Regions from separate parts of the Homo sapiens genome. Here region 2 is linked to region 1. Evidence: read pairs that join two places in POLR2A ChIA-PET (ENCODE). Cell type or tissue: Caco-2. All regions are shown on one strand. Each heading gives the region's core, and the rest is flanking DNA. Links, peaks and the distances in the headings are about the cores only. Region 1 overlaps PIGU (phosphatidylinositol glycan anchor biosynthesis class U). Region 2 overlaps AHCY (adenosylhomocysteinase).

What was found. ChIA-PET counts read pairs that join two places held together with the same protein. Peaks named below come from ENCODE experiments on the same cell type or tissue, not always from the same donor. Only the 100,000 strongest peaks of a DNase experiment are listed, where the experiment ranks them.
Region 2: POLR2A ChIA-PET joins it to region 1 with 10 read pairs; 2 of 35 experiments call an interaction of 5 or more read pairs at or near these places.

What each region holds. Positions count from the first base shown.
Region 1 is chr20:34,581,961-34,584,862 of GRCh38, reverse strand. The region is part of intron 9 of PIGU (phosphatidylinositol glycan anchor biosynthesis class U); the gene reads left to right. Among named protein-coding and RNA genes, the nearest start is that of MAP1LC3A, 25 kb to the right of the region's middle. RefSeq lists enhancers at 667-1,166, 1,167-1,668. In Caco-2, for the core only: no CTCF peak of the experiment used is centred there; a DNase peak (open chromatin) is centred at 1,752.
Region 2 is chr20:34,289,722-34,292,623 of GRCh38, reverse strand. It overlaps AHCY (adenosylhomocysteinase), which reads left to right. Exons shown (of 10, transcript NM_000687.4): 4 at 117-266; 5 at 1,093-1,205; 6 at 1,686-1,893; 7 at 1,986-2,073; 8 at 2,175-2,292. Among named protein-coding and RNA genes, the nearest start is that of AHCY, 12 kb to the left of the region's middle. In Caco-2, for the core only: no CTCF peak of the experiment used is centred there; no DNase peak of the experiment used is centred there.

The DNA.
Region 1 (2,902 bases), core at 257-2,756:
TACAAAAATTTGCCAGGTATAGTGGCGGGTGCCTATAGTCCCAGCTACTCTGGAAGCTCAGACAGGAGAATTGCTTGAACCCAGGAGGCAGAGGTCACAGTGAGCCAACATTGTGCCACTGCACTCCAGCCTGGGCGACAGAGCAAGACTCCATCTCAACAAAAACAACAACAACAACAACAAAAATTAGCCAGGTGTGGTGGTGTGCCCCTGTAGTCCCAGCTGCTTGGGAGGCTGAGGCAGGAGGATGACTTGAGCCCGGGAGTTTGAGGCTTCAGCGAGCTGCTTGTGCCACTGCACTTCTGCCTGGATGACAGGCGGAAGTGCATGTCTCAAAAAAAAAAAAAAAAAAAAAAAAGAACAGGAGTTGTGGAGGGGAGTGTGTTTGGAAAAAGTGTATCTGGTGGAATGTCTCCATCAACAGCCCAGTGACAGGTCCTCCACAGGGACTCTGGATGGTTTAGTTGGGAGGCTGGCCACCTGCAACTGTTTAATCTCCTGATCTGTTTCCCTCCAAAGGATGTGTGGAGTCCTCTTCTGCAGTCTAAGAGAGCTGATAGATGTTAGGCCTGCTCCATTCCAGGTGCCTTTCTAGACCCTCTGAAACATAATCATACCTAACCTAGCAACTCCTGGAGGTAGGCGTTAGATTCTTATCACTCCCATTTTATAGTTGAGGAAATCGATGCTCAGAGAGGTGGGATGATTTTCCCAGTCACACAGCTAGTAAGCAGTGGAGCTGGGATTTAGACTCAGGTTTGTCTGGCTCCAGAATCTATGCTTATCCCCCTGCACCATGCCAAGCTCCGGAGAGATTGCTTTTAGTAGCCTCCGGAAATGGTTCTATTATCCTAGCTTCAGATAAGGGAAAACAGACACAGACAGGTACAGATACGCCTAGATGGTCTGGGGAACCTGAAAGAGTTTGATTTAGGTTTCAAGAGCTCAAGTTCTCTGTCCTAACCTTCCTGCCATTCTCCATGGTCTGTGCACCAATGCACGTGGTTCCCATTCTGTAAAATCTCAAAAGCTGATGCTTCCTTCCCATGACACAGCCTTGGCCTGGCTTCTGACAGAACACCCTCCTTCCATGGCCTGGCAGGCTCCGGAACTCTGGCAGCCTTGCCCAGCTGAGCTCTCCAGCTGTCTGTGGTCCACCTTCCCTGTCCTTGTTCCGGTTAGGCCCAGCCATGGGGTGAAGAGGAGCAGGGATCCCAGGGCACCTTTCCGCACTGGCCGTGCAGCCAGCTCTCCGGCAGCTTTTATTGTCTGCATGCAAAGCCACACATTGCTCCTGGCTAGGCAATAATGTCACCATTTTATGACCTAAGCCAGGCCCACACAGTTGTGGGGACAGAAAATATGAAGAGACCTGCTCTCCCTGCTGTCTTCTCTTCTGCCTGGGTATGAAGCTCTACCTAAGCTCTCCTGCCCCCTGCAAGATTTGTTTCCAGTGCCAGCTTTGTAGGAACAGGGCCCTTCAGGCCACCCCAGTCCCTGTGCAGTGCTGCAGGAGGCTGTAGTCTGTTTTTTTGTCACCGCATTTTCACCAGCCTTTTCATAGAAATGTTGCCGTTGTTACCAGCTACCTGAAAAGCCTGAAGCCAGTGATGTGGATTGTGTTTAGGAAGATGTTCACACTGAGCTATAGCTGGACGCTTCTTAGAGGCTACAGGGCTGCACGCCTTTGCCAAGCTGCGTTTCTGAGGCACTTGCTGCACAGCAGCACTGGAGCATTCTGGGTGTGGACATGTTTGTCTGCACATCTCAGATTCATACCCATTGAGTCACCCTGACCTTTGACCTGCAAGACAAAAAGGTCATTAATCTCTGAAGAAAACCTTCATGGGCTAGGCATCTAGGTACTGTGCAGAAGTAGGCCATGTGCATGTGGTTGAAATGTAGCTGAGGAGGGTATAGATCCAGCCTCTCCCTGTTGGCTTCCCTTTAGCACTTGGTCAGCTCTCGGAGGGGCACCGAGATTGAGCTCTGTCCCCCAACTCTCTCCTGACCAGAGCTTGGAAGTGTGATCAGCACTCAGGAGAATGGTATTGGGCGTGATTAAGAGCTCTGGAGACAACTCCATCGCTTACTAACCTACTCAGTCAGTGCACTTCTCTGAATCTGTTTCCTCATCTGTGAAGTACAGGTGAGAGGATTGCCTACTTTTTTTTTTTCTTTTTGAGACAAGGTCTCACACTGTGTCATCCAGGCTGGAGTGCAGTGGTTGATCATGGCTCACTGCAGCCTCAACCTCCTGGCACCAGCAACCCTCCCACCTCAGCCTCCTGAATAGCTGAGATTACAGCCATATGCCACCACACCCGGCTAATTTTTAAATTTTTTGTAGAGATGAGATTTCACTATGTTGCCTAGGCTGGTCTCAAACTCCTGGGCTCAAGCCATCCTCCTGCCTCAGCCTCCCGAAGTGCTAGGATTACAGATGTGAGCCACTGCGCCTGGCCCAGGATTGCCTGCCTTGAGGGGTGGTTGAGATGTGGTGAGGATCACGTGAGAGGATGCAGGAAAAGGACTTTACACAGAGGGAGTTCAGGAGAGGATACCCATTGCTATCACTTATTATTAGGTTAAAATAATAATTGAAACTGCTATTAGTTTAAGTTAACAAGAATAGTCCCAGCCCTTAAGAACTGAAAAGCTCTGTGCAGTTCACAGTTCTCTTCCTGGAAAGAAGTTCATCGCACTATGGGTCTGTAGACCCTGCTGACCATGTTGTTAGAGAAAAAAGGCATCAGCAAGGAGGCACTTCCTGCCTTGCGTCCAATTGTCAGAGGGGCCTCTGGCAAGGGAGGCTGCCTAATTATCCTGCCAAGCAGTCATTTAAGCCCAGTCATAAAGAATGCTGACTTCATTTGTTTTCTTCCTCTGTGGCTCCTAGGGG
Region 2 (2,902 bases), core at 125-2,624, 290 kb after region 1:
CGGAGGTGGCTGGGGATGGGAGTTGGGAAGGAGGTAGTTTTGGCTCTGCCAGAGTTGTTCCCTGGAGCAGGTACCAGTTGGGAAGTCCAGGCCCTGATGTGCCACTCACCCTCCAGTGTATGCCTGGAAGGGCGAAACGGACGAGGAGTACCTGTGGTGCATTGAGCAGACCCTGTACTTCAAGGACGGGCCCCTCAACATGATTCTGGACGACGGGGGCGACCTCACCAACCTCATCCACACCAAGTACCCGCAGCTTCTGCCAGGTGAGCAGGGCGGGGCAGGTGGGCTGGGTGCTGGTGGCCTGGGTGGGGCCTGTTTGCCCACATGATGGCCGCAGGCCTGGCAGGACTCCCATCACCTCAAGCAGCAGGATCTGGAAGATGGGAGGATGGCAGGCTCTGGCATTCATGCTGGGGCCTCCTGACTTCTGAGGGTGCGAGGCTAGGGCAGCTGAGCTGATGGCCCAAGGGCAGGCACAGACAGGGCCATGGTTGGGAATAGCTGGGAGGGAGCCAGCTTTGTTCAAAGCAGGTACGCAGAGTGCAGAGGCCCTGAGGCAGGAATGGCTGGAGTGTTCAGGAAACAGAAAAGAGGCCCACAGGATAGCAGTGAGCAAAGGGAGCCTTCACTGCGGGTATGGTGTGAACTTCGTGAAGACCAGATGTGTCAGGGCCTAATAGGCCAATAGAAAAGTGTTTGACCTGATTTGCAGAGCAAGGGGAAATAACTGGAGGGCGTTGAGAAGATTTCTCTGAGAAGATACATGTTAGAAATGGCTGCTGCATGGAGGATGGGTTGTGGTAGGGAGACTGGGAAGAAGCGACAGGGTCACGGACTAGAGCAGCGGCAGTGAGAATAGAGAAGCTGGGAGTTGTTCGGAGGCAGAGTCACTAGGCCTGGTGGTGGCTTCCCTGTAGGAGGGCGTTGGGGACTCCTCCCTCACGCGGGTCTGGGTGATTGGGGGGCCTGTGGGATCAGTCACAGAGATGGGAACCCAGAAAGAGGAATGGCTTTAGGGGGTAAAGATGAGGAATTTGCATGAGCACAGGTGTGGCATCTCTGAGGCTTGTCCTGTCCCCTCTTGTTTAGGCATCCGAGGCATCTCTGAGGAGACCACGACTGGGGTCCACAACCTCTACAAGATGATGGCCAATGGGATCCTCAAGGTGCCTGCCATCAATGTCAATGACTCCGTCACCAAGGTGAGCCGAGGGGCAGTGACAGCTCCCGCTACAGTGGCTGCAGCTCAGGACGAGGCCTCTGAAGAAGAGTGCCCAGGAAGGCTGAGATTAGGGACATGAAGCCCTCATTTGAGGGGGCAAAAGCGGTTATAGACAGGCTAATGAGTGCGTTTAAAAGGGGTGTCAGAGCTGGGTGTTAGGAGCTTTATGGCTTTGGGAAGAAGAGCTTTCAAGTTAAGCAAGGTCTTTGACCGGGCAATCTCTCCTAGTAACTGATGCCTAGGAAGGCTCCACACTGGCAGAGAAAGATTAGAGAGAAGCTCTTTGAGCCGATCGGGGTGAAGGGCTTGTGGGGGCATTGGGTGCTGGAGGGGTTCAGCCCAGGCCGGGATGCTTGGTGGGCCCATGATGCCTGGGCTCTTCAGAATACTCTGAGGCCAAGTTGTCCTGGCCCCAGGGCCTTGCCTGCCCCTATTGTCTCCTTACCCCCTTTCCTTTCAGAGCAAGTTTGACAACCTCTATGGCTGCCGGGAGTCCCTCATAGATGGCATCAAGCGGGCCACAGATGTGATGATTGCCGGCAAGGTAGCGGTGGTAGCAGGCTATGGTGATGTGGGCAAGGGCTGTGCCCAGGCCCTGCGGGGTTTCGGAGCCCGCGTCATCATCACCGAGATTGACCCCATCAACGCACTGCAGGCTGCCATGGAGGGTAGGATAGGGCAAGGGTTGGTTGTCAGCCACTGGGGCCAGAGGGAGGGGCAAGGCCACCGTAGATGACCCACAGCCACTGTCTCTGCACAGGCTATGAGGTGACCACCATGGATGAGGCCTGTCAGGAGGGCAACATCTTTGTCACCACCACAGGCTGTATTGACATCATCCTTGGCCGGTAGGTGCCAGATGGGGGGTCCCGGGGAGTGAGGGAGGAGGGCAGAGTTGGGACAGCTTTCTGTCCCTGACAATCTCCCACGGTCTTGGGCTGCCTGACAGGCACTTTGAGCAGATGAAGGATGATGCCATTGTGTGTAACATTGGACACTTTGACGTGGAGATCGATGTCAAGTGGCTCAACGAGAACGCCGTGGAGAAGGTGAACATCAAGCCGCAGGTGAGAAGCTCCCGCCTTGCCAGTGGGCTGGGCAGATGGGAGTGCAGAGGAGTGCTGGCTGCCAGGGAGGAGAGCTGAGGAGATGGTGGCAACCTGTGCAGGGGGATGGGGAGAAGAGGGCCTAGCATCAGAGCCAGCCAGACGTGGCAACCTTATCCTGTGGGCAGCCGGCATCCCTGAAGGTATCAGGCAGGTGAGCTGTATGTGGTGAGGCTGTAGTTTTAGAAAGATCACTCTAGCTACTGTGTGCAGAATAAAAGCAACAATGGCGGGTGGTGGGGAGAGAGGCTTTTAGAGGAGGCTCGTAGAATCCCTGCAGGGGATGATGGCAGCCTCAGCTTAGGGAGTGCTGGGGTGGATGGACGGCATGTGGGGTCAGGATGGAGGCAGAGTAACAAAGGACACAGCTTTGGCCGGGCATGGTGGCTCACACCTGTAATCCCAGCACTTTGGAAGGCCGAGATGGGCGGATCACCTGAGGCCAGGAGTTCGAGACTAGCCTGGCCAACATGGTTGAAACCCCGTCTCTACTAAAAATACAAAAAAATTAGCTGGGCCGGGTGCGGTAGCTCATGCCTGTAATCCCAGCACTTTGGGAGGTCGAGGCGGG